2 separate regions of the Homo sapiens genome follow, and region 1 is linked to region 2. Evidence: read pairs that join two places in POLR2A ChIA-PET (ENCODE). Cell type or tissue: HepG2. All regions are shown on one strand. Each heading gives the region's core, and the rest is flanking DNA. Links, peaks and the distances in the headings are about the cores only.

What was found. Peaks named below come from ENCODE experiments on the same cell type or tissue, not always from the same donor. Only the 100,000 strongest peaks of a DNase experiment are listed, where the experiment ranks them.
Region 1: POLR2A ChIA-PET joins it to region 2 with 8 read pairs; 2 of 35 experiments call an interaction of 5 or more read pairs at or near these places.

What each region holds. Positions count from the first base shown.
Region 1 is chr5:38,057,694-38,063,080 of GRCh38, reverse strand. The region is part of intron 2 of LINC02107 (long intergenic non-protein coding RNA 2107); the gene reads right to left. Among named protein-coding and RNA genes, the nearest start is that of LINC02107, 35 kb to the right of the region's middle. In HepG2, for the core only: no CTCF peak of the experiment used is centred there; a DNase peak (open chromatin) is centred at 2,530.
Region 2 is chr5:38,145,873-38,151,259 of GRCh38, reverse strand. All of the region lies in intron 2 of LINC02107 (long intergenic non-protein coding RNA 2107), which reads right to left. LINC02119 (long intergenic non-protein coding RNA 2119) reads right to left here and starts at 2,780. Exons shown (of 2, transcript NR_134272.1): 1 at 2,659-2,780. RefSeq lists a silencer at 2,899-3,193. In HepG2, for the core only: no CTCF peak of the experiment used is centred there; DNase peaks (open chromatin) are centred at 1,949, 2,939 and 4,029; H3K4me3 peaks cover 876 bases.

The DNA.
Region 1 (5,387 bases), core at 165-5,164, 88 kb after region 2:
CCCAGAAAAAAGGAGGCCAGTGGTATTTTTCAACAAAAATTATAATTTTTTTCTCCATGTTAATGGATAATTAATAGCACCTAATATAATACCTTGAACATATTAGGTGCTCAAGAAATTGCTGAACTAGTGAATATTAAGAAATTATATTGTCTTTCTGTCTATGCAGGGCTCAGGATTTCATATGCAGTGAATAAAAACCTCACTAATAATATTCCTTAAGAATATAATTAATAAAATAGTATTAAAATTTTTGTTCATGGTTTCTTGAACAAGAAACATGTTCTAGAACACAAATGTTTACACAAATGTAGAAGAGAGAGATGTTAAAAGGAGGGGAAATGCTTAGGAATTAGTAGACCATCAGAAAAATAATTCCATTTTCTTAAGACCTGTGTTCTTTGGAAACATGTTCTAGCACAGAGTAATTATTCTCTTTTACAACATATGTCACATGGATTCATGTGCACACACACACACTTATACAAACCACAAACAGGCATTTCTTGACATTTTAAGCCATTCCAGATTGGCTCAATTCCAGTTAATCATATTAAGATGCCAAGAAAATTAAGTATTAAGGATACAGTCTGGTCTTTCTTGAACTTACTTACTTGTTCTTAAAAAAAAGAAGAAGAAGAAGAAGAGGAAGATATGGCAGGGTGTAGCTGACTCTTCCTTCCTGTCAGCAGACAGTATAATTATGTCTTCTTGCTTTTGCTCAAGCAATACCTCTACCATGAATAAGAAGAGGGGTCAGCAGAGGATCTCAAACCTATGGTGAGAAGGTGTGGCCACGTGTGCTATCCCTGAGATTTAAAGTGCTAGGACAAGGCCACTGATCGAGACACTTGTGAGTCTCTCAACCCTGAGTCGTCTAGGGGGTGCCAGTAGCATTTGAGATGTTGTGCCAAAGAATTATTAGGAACCAAAATATTAAAATTGATCCCATGTGAGCGTAAAATTCAATCTTCTTAACTTTTGAAGGAGAGATGCTTCTTTTACAATTCTACCATTTTCATTGCCAGTAATTGCACACTGGATCAAGAGACTGATGAGAAATAGAATTGGAAACCTGGAGATAATTTAAGAATAACTTAGATAACTAGACCCAGTCTTTGAAGAAGAACTCTATGGGAAAGGTCTTTAATAATCTTAAGTCCTTGGACACCACCACAGAAAAAGAAAACACCACTTAGGTTTACATGACATCTGAAAAGTCAACTATGTCAGCTTGAATCGATTTTTTTTACAGCCATTTTCACAAGTGATTTAAGTTGCTAATTAATTGGCAAATGTTCAATTCCCATTCAGTCCAGTTATCTAGGTCAGGAGAAATAAACATGTCAATGCAACCAGCAGAGAAAGAATTAGAGAAGTCCTTTATTGCTCTATGAAACATATTCCTTTGCTATGGTGAACTAAATAGCATACTTATCACGCTCAACTCTCAGAGTTTAAAAGTAGTCAAATTTCCTACTTAGTATGTAGCCTTATGTGTTAAATCTGATTTAAGACAAACTCCTTAGATAAGATTTAATGTCCAAGAGCCTTCTTCTAAAGATTTTAGAAAATCAAATAAATAAATGGTGATAAAGATACATAGATAGTTAGAATAAATGCATGCATGCAGGAACTATCTAAAGATTAGATCCCAGGTTAAAGAAATGAAATACATTTGTCTTTTTCCAAATTCATTAATTTGTTTATTAAGTCATTCCATACATTTTATTAAATGCTAGTCACTGTTGTAGGCATTTGGAATGAAGTGATGACCCAGAAAACGAAGACTTTTCTGTGCTCTCATTGGAGCTTCTAGTCTCATGGAAGAGATTGCCAATAATTAGATAATCTTATAAATAATACAAAATTCATCACTGGGTCAAGTGACTACAAATGGTATAAAACCAGATAGGAGGATCTGAAATAGCTACGGAGATCAGGAAAGTCTTCTCTAAGAAGTGATGCATAGGTTAGGTTTGAAAAGGAATAGCACAGGCATTAACTAGGTAAAGAGGAGAAATGATATTCCAGGTAGAGGTAACTGCATGTACAAAGACCATACGGCAAGAGAAAGCAAAGAGTGTAGAGATTAAAAGAAAACTAACGGACCATTGTTAACAGGAGCTAGATGCAAGACAGGGCTGGAGAGCACACAATTGTTGAATTTTGTCTGCACCTTATAAGCAATGAGAAGCCACTGAGTTTGTAAGCAGGAGGGTGAAATGATCAGAATTATAGTTTTGTAACCATCAGTCTGGATGTAGTGTGGGGACTGGATGAGATAGAGCCGAGAGGGGTTATGGAGAAACTCACAGTATGTCAGGAATAAGCTACTGCTTTTACTTGGCAATGATGGGAGTTTAGATCAGGATGGTGCCAGTGGAGATGGATCAAAGGAAAAATGATCATGACTTGAACTGGATTTGAAGAAAGAAAAGGGTATATGGAATAGGCTTATGCAGTAAAAGTAACTGCTTGTTGGGGCGGGGGGATTAAAACAACCGCAATACTCCACAAGGCCAAATACTGCTCATGACTCAGGCAACTGGCATTCTAAGTGTAAATAAGTCTAAAGACAGAATTGTGAATATTTTATGTTGCTCTGAGGCCTCACACTTGCCTCCCAGAGCTAATCTAAGACAAAATTCTAAGAAACTATGGAAGTCCTCTTTCTGGTTAAGCTATAGAAAGACATAAACATTGTCATTTTCATCATAAAAAAAGAAAACAATAAGCTAAAAATTATATATTTCTTTAAAGTCATCAAACAGCAATAGACACACACACAAAGTTTAAATAAACGAATTCCAGTAATGAGCATACCCTTCAAAGACGAGCAAAAAGTGGTAACTCTTTTCATACTCAGGGCAAGTTGCCTTGCTTGAGTACAGGCAGGAGGAAGAGCAGCCCTGACATGAGATAAAGTTTGCTGGAATGAGGAGAAATCAGCCAAACTTTCAACAATGGTGTGGGCTAATGTGAAATACTGGAATCTGAAAGACTCCCAAACACAAAAATAAATCTCTCGGAACAACAGTTCTCCCCCGTGGGAATTTTGCGGAATCAGTGGCAGTTGGGGCAGAGCTGGAAAGTAGAGAGAGCTCCCCAACCCTTGTGCTGCTTACATTCCAGAGCGTTTCTGAAGTTGAATCCAGAGGTGAAATTAAACTCACTAGCGCTATACCAAATACCCTTCTAGTTCTAATCTTGAAAGGACCAAAGAGATTAGCCCTGTAGACAGATGTGAAACAAGAAGTTGGGGGGTTACGCTGAAAGGCCAAGAGAAATCTTCATAATCTCACTAGCAAGAAGTAAACTGAAATTAATTAATCTTTTCTCCCAGTCTCAGCTCTGCTAAACTCCATGATAGGATATGGATAAAAATATCTTTCCCAAGCTTTTGCACTGAAGAAAGGGAAGGTTCTCTCTAGGAAAAATAAAACAAAAATAAAGAATCTAGTCCCTATTGGTCTCTCATTTAAAATGTCACACACACACACACACACACACACACACACACACGATGAGACATGTAAAGAAGAATGAAAATATGACCCATAATCAAAAAAAGAAAACAGTCAATAGAGGCAGGCCCACTGATGACTGGATATTGCAGTCAGTAGGTCTCTAAAATAAATATCTTAAATATGTTACAGAATTTAGAAATAAAGTTGGACACAATAGGTGAACAGAGAAGAATTTTATTGGAGAAACTGAAGCTCTAAAGAAGACCCAAAGAGAAATTATAGAATAGAAGAATTTTTCTGAAACAAAGAATGCAGGGAATAAACTTGAGAACAGACTGGAAGCAAAAGAAGGATTAGAAACATGAAGGATGAGGAACTCAATAAAAAATAACCAAAGTTAAGTACAAAAGGAAAAAAGAATTAAAATATTGAACACAGTGTCAAAGACACATGGGTTAATGGCAAAAGAACTACCATAAATAAATATGTAACTGAAACTCTCAGAATATATTTTCCCTTCAAAATGGAATTCAATTAGAAATTAAAAATAAAATGATGACTAGAAAATCCTCAATTATTTAGAAATTAAGTCGTATACTTCTAAATAAGCCTTGGATCAAAGAAGAAATGACAACAAAATTTATAAAATAATTTGTACTGAGTAATAATGAAACCAGAACATATCAAAATTTGTGGGATATAGCTGAAGCAGTACTTAGAGGAAAAGTGATAGCTTTAAATGCATATACCAGGAAAGAAGAATTATGTAAAACCAAGAATAAAAGGTATCAAGATTGATGAGGGAGAAATAATAGTAGCTTTTTGCAAACAGTATAACTATATATGTTGAAAATCTAAAGGAAACGACAAACTACTGGGACTACCAGGATTACTGAGTGAATTTAGCCAGGTCATGGGATACGATGGCAATATACGAAAATCAACTGGACATTTTTCTGTAGAGATGGGATCTAGTTGTGTTGCCCAGTCTGATCTCAAACTCCTGCCTCAAATGATCCTCCCTCCTCAGCCTCCCAAAGCATGGGAATCACAGGTGTGAACCACCACACCTGCCCCATTGTACTTCTTTTGTACCCTAGCAACAAAAATAAATTGGAAAATGAGAAAGTTTTTAAGTCATTTATAATAGCTCGAAATGATTCAAACATCTAAGAATAAAATTTTAAAAATATACGCAAGTCCTCTATGCTTGTAAACTACAAAATTATTGCTGAGAGAAATTTTAAAAGACCTAAATAAGTGGAGAAATATACCACATGCAAAGATTAAAGAATTCATTATTGATAAGATATTCATATTTCCAAATTACTCTATAGATTATACATAATATCAATCAAACCCCTAGCAGGTTTCTTTGCAGATTTTGAAACTTGTAGTGTTGCATCAATTAAGATAATGTGTTGGCACAAGGAAAAGCAAATAGATCAATGAAAAAAAAATAGCATCCATGAATAGACTCATTTACATATAATCAATTGATTTTCAACAAAATTCAGTGTAATTCATCGCAAAAATACCAATAGTGCTATAACAGCAAATGGTGCTGGAACAAATGTACGTCTGTATAGAAAAAAAACTGATGTTAGTATCCTACATTATAGCATGCAAGAAATTATTTTGGGATGATTATAGATCTAAATGCCAAAAATAAGTCTAAAGCTTCTAGAAAAAAACCAAAAGAATATCATTATGACTGGGATAGTCAAAGATTTTTTTTAGTCAGAATACCAAAAGCACTAACAGAGAGAAAAATAATGTTTACTTTCATCAAAATTAAAAGCTTCTGCTCATTAAAGATACCACTAAGAAAGTGAAAAAAACAAGCTGCAGACCATGAGAAAATATTAACCAGATAGATAGATAGATAGCTTCATTTCCAGAATACATAGTTTTATA
Region 2 (5,387 bases), core at 316-5,315:
AACAAAATCACAGAGAAGCTAGGGGAAAGGCACACCAACATGGCACAATGGATCTGAGGGGACGTGAGAAGAGCAGAGAAGTGGCCACTACACTACTGGTCAGAGATGCCCATCCTTTAGCCAAAGGTTGTTCTATATAGCTGTCAATGCCTGTCACAGGAGCCTTTCAGATTATGGTTTTGTGAGAGTCAACGCTAAAACCTAAATACAATAGGATTAGTACATACGTAGTGCAAATTATAGTCTATACTTGAAAACCGATGGCCAAAATACTTTAAGGAATCTTGAAAACCATTAGAATTATTGGCATTTGATTTTGTCATTTTCTCTGCATCCCTGACCCACCAAAGTAGTCTCCTTCACTTGTTTTAGCTTGGCCAATCCTTTATATGCATAAATACATCCTCCTCCAGAAAGGCCTCCCTAATGCAGTGAGATGGCAGCACTATTACCTGCACTTCTACCATTTAATGGACACTCATGTTATTCATTTTTATGTAAATATTAATTTTCCAAACTGACTGCATGATCCTTGAAGACAGGGATTTTGCCTCATCCTTCTTCTTATCCCTACTCCTCCAGCATCCAACAGGGTGCCCTACAGTCCATCATGGCATGTGAATGAACACTTAATGATTGACAAGCAGTCAAAGTGAATGTCCAACTAGTGCTACGTGATCATTTTCATTTCTTATACTGCTTATGAAAACTGTTGATAAGATACTAATCAAAAACATATTTCATTGAAAAGAGACCATTTGCAATATATGTTACCCTTCCTGTTGAATTTCGGGGACCTTGATGTTACTCAAATTTAGACAAGAATGACCAACTCATTTCAAGATAGCTATAGATATGGATATGGATATAGATATATACACATATACACATGCACCAGAAAGGCAAGAGGTGGTGCATTAGAACAAACACGGGACTGGAATTTGGGAGATGCCAATCTCATATCAGCACTGCTCCCATCTCCTTATGAGGCCTTCCTTAGCCATTTCATACCTTTGCACTTCAGCTGAAGGAAATATACTACATGATCTCTAAAGTCTCTTCAACCCCAAAAGTTCTACTAGTTGTGTTTTCTTTATTTATGAAGGAGTGGAATCCAAGAAGACAAATATAACCCTTGCTTCAACTCTTGCTTCCTCACTGTGCTCAATAAATATGTATTCACAATGATGTTATGCCACATGTCTAATCTTGAAGTTGACTTATGGTCCACCCAGAGGGAGGAAATATGTGAAAGGATTATTAAGGGATAAGAGAAGGAGCTAACAACAGAAGACATTGTGGAAAGTTATCTATTCATTCATCAAGCATGTGTTTAGGACCTACTACATGAGAAATTGGGTTAGATCCAGGAGATCTGAAGGAGGCACAGTCCTTGCTTTTATGGAACTCCTAGATTGATACTTAGAACATTTCATTCAATTGGGAGAAAATAGTGGAGGTGATTTTGCTTTTCATTGAGGTAAACCCTACCAAAAACATTTCATTATTATTAGCTCTTCTTCCATTCATATTTTGTGCATCTGACTTTCTTTCTTTCTTTCTTTTTTGAGATGGAGTCTCGCTTCTTCGCCCAGGCTGGAATGCTATGGCCCAATCTCGGCTCACTGCAACCTCCCCCTCCCAGGTTCAAGCAATTCTCCTGCCTCAGTCTCCCAAGTAGCTGGGATTACAGGCATGTGCCAGCACTCCTGGCTAATTTTTGTATTTTTAGTAGAGACGGGGTTTCACCATGTTGGCCAGACTGGTCTCAAACTCCTGACCTCAAGTGATCTGCCTGCCTCAGCCTCCCAAAGAGCTGAGATTACAGGTGCGAGCCACCGCACCCAGCTGACTTTCCTTCTTTCTAATATTCTAAAGAGTACTGGACTCTGATCCAGCATCCCCGGTTTCTAGTTTCAGTTCAGCTGCAAACTGTGTGATCTTAGGCAACAAGGCCAACCCCCAATGCTTAGTTACCACATCTCTTCAAAGAGTACCGAACACTTGTTCCTCATGCCTCAAGCAATTTTTATCAGGACGTAAAGGTATTCAGGACAACAAAAAAAGTGTATAAGAACTATATTATATAAGATGATTTTATTAACTAGTCAACAATGATGTCATTCACCCATCTGAAGTTGCCTCTTCTCCCTCAAAGGGAAAAATATGAATGTTTAAGTTTTTTTATACAGTAATTTATTTTGCAAGTTGCATTTTTCCTTTAGTATACTGGTTTATTTTCTGCATTTTGAAGAACAATTAATCTAGTTGCTCATCAAATTACTGTACAACTTTATATATTATATTATTTCATTTCCTTATTCCAACTCAGAAAGTATGGAGATCTATTTCTATGGAATGAGGAAGGAGGATATGCTAAGTTTATTTAATAAAGACTCATGAAAATTTATCCAAAAAAATTTCCCTTCTAGGTCACAAAAATATGATCTCCTGCAAATAGCTGAATCTAAAAGACCCATCAGATGATCAGAGAGTCACTGAAAATGCTTACTAAACCAACCCTTACTCTAGAAATCAGGAAAAGAAAGAAAACTTGAAGAAGCTCAGATTTGACAATTCTGACATTTGGAAAATCAAGTCAGCAAAGAAAGCTGCTGTCAAAGAATGTGAGCAAGGCCATTTACAATGTAACCATACCTACTCATTCAGCTCTGTATCCATTCACTCTCTCCTTCAACATTCATTGAGCATCAAGCATGTGAAAGTGCTGCACTTGGTACTGAGCAGAACACCAGGCTCTCACTGAATGCTCTCATCACTGGTGGAACGGTCTATTAGCAAAATCGCAGAGCAGTGGAAAATATTAAAGCAAGATAACACCGAATTGAACAAAGCCACCTTTGAAACGCAACCTTTTAATATCAGGTTGAACAGCTCTTCCTATTTGCCCATCTGCTAACCTTTAAAAGATTCCTCTCATTGCTGATACGGCCAGTTGCCCCAGCCTGCCTTCAATAGTGCACAAAGGGCATCTTTGTTTTCCTCCCAGTGAACTCAGAGGCCAACCCAGGGAACAGTGAAATATCCAGGATGGAAATGAGGTGTCTCCGTGACAGCGGACTCCTTCTTTTGCCCCCATTTATCGAGATCAACATGACTGAGTCACCAGTAGATGAAACCAATGATTGTTTTACTCGGACTTCCCCAGAGTCACCCCCTGAGTCAGTGGGTAAACTGGGGTAAGAACCCAGCCTTGTCCTATGAGGCTGAGCGGGTCTACTATATTTATCCAGGGTCTCATGATTCTTAGTGCTTTTGCTCTGCCCTCTAATTTGCACTGTGCCTGCTATAATATCTAAACGGGAAGTTGCCAGCTAGAATGGTCATTATCCGAGAAATCTATTTAAACATGTTTATAAGGTCAAATGAAGTGGGTGGTGGATAAGCTAGACAGAAAACAAAAGCTTTGGCTCAGCATAGCCAGTGAGGCTAAAGCTAAAGAGAGAAGTGTTTTCATGTTGAATTTGCACATGGTAGAAAAAGGCAGTCTAAGCATAATTATATATAAATGCAGGAATGAGCAGTCAAAATATTAAAACGACCAAATGATTTCTATTTAAGAAGCTGGACAATGGAATTGACTTATGGTAAGTCAAGGGACTGTCTGTTTGAGGCAGCATGCCGGTATAGCAGAGCCCAAGATCAAATTTTGGAAAAGCTCCTAGTGTATCCCAACCAGTGGGAAGAGCTGGGATGATCAAGAAAGATGCCCAGAATCAACCAAAAATGACCTGGGGGAGACTTCACAATGGAATAGTGAATACTATTGAACAAGAGGGAAATAAGGAGGTGAGAAAAACACCTAATATCTCTGGGAGCCCAAGCTGGGATTCTTGTATATTTAAGACTTTGAAGAACAGCTCTCTGTACCAAAGAAATCCACATCTTAGAGTTAGGAGTCAACCATTTCATTATGTGACTGACCTCCAGGCTCTGCCAAGCCATTCTTCAACATCAAAGAGGAGGGAAGAGGGGAAAAGAAACTATTGTCATACGTCACTTAATGGTAGGGATACATTCCTTCTGAAATGCATCATTTGGCGACTTTGTCCTTGTGTGAACATCATAGTGTACTTACACAAACCTAGATGGTATAGCCTACTATACACCTAGGATATAAGGTATAGCCTATTGCTCCTACCCTACAAACCTGTACAGCATGTTACTGTACTCAATATTGTAGGCAATTATAACACAATGGTAAGCATTTTTGAATCTAAACATAGAAAAGATACAGTAAAAATACAGTATAAAACATTAAAACGGGTACCCTTGTATAGGGCACTTACCGTGATTGGAGCTTGCAGGCCTGGAAGATGTTCTGGGTGAGTGAGTGAGTGAGTGGTGAGTGAATGTGAAGGCCTAGGACATTACTGTACACAACCGTAGACTTTATAAACACTGGACACTTAGGCTACACTAAATTTATTTAAAATTTTTTTCTTTCTTCAATAATAAATTACCCTTAGCTTACTGAAACTTTTTTACTTTATAAACTTTTTAATTTTTTTAACTTTTTGACTCTTTTGTAATAACGTTTAGCTTAAAACACGAATACATTGTACAGCTGTACAAAAATATTTTCTTTCTTTATATCTTTACTCTATAAGCTTTTTTCTATTAAATTCTTTTTTACTTTTTAAACTTTTTTGTTAAAAACTAAGACACAAATGCAAACATTAGCCTAGGCCTACACAGGGTCAGGATCATCAATATCACTGTCTTCCACTTCCACATCTTGTCCCACTGGAAGGTCTTCAGAGGCAGTTACACGCGTGAAGCTGTTGTCTCCTACGATAACAATGCCTTCTTCTGGAATACCTCCTAAAGGACCTTCCTGAGGCTGTTTTACAGTTTTTTTTTTAAATAAGTAAAAGGAGTACTCTAAAATAGTGATGAAAATTATGTATAAGTCAGTAACGTTGTTTATTATCATTTTTAAGTATTATGTACATGTACAATGCATAATAGTTGTGCTAGACTTTCTTTTTCTTTTTTTTTTTCTTTTTGAGACAGAGTTTTGCTCTGTCACCCAGGCTGGAGTGCAGTGGCACAGTTGTGGCTCATTGTAGCCTCAAACTTCTGAGCTCAAGTGATCCTCCCATGTTAGTCTCCTGAGTAGCTGGGATTACAGGCACATGCCACTGTTCCCTACTGGTTTTTTCATATGAGACCACCGTCCTACATGTGGACCATCACTGGGCAAAGCATCATTATGCAGTGTGTGACTGTATCTCCTTATTCCTGTTTCTGAGAAACAGGGATATGAGTCGGTGAGGCTTTCGGTGGCAAAGAGAAGTGTAGCATCTGAGAATGCTTCCCACACATTCTGCATGAGCTTGGATGCTAGTTTACAAAGATCAAGC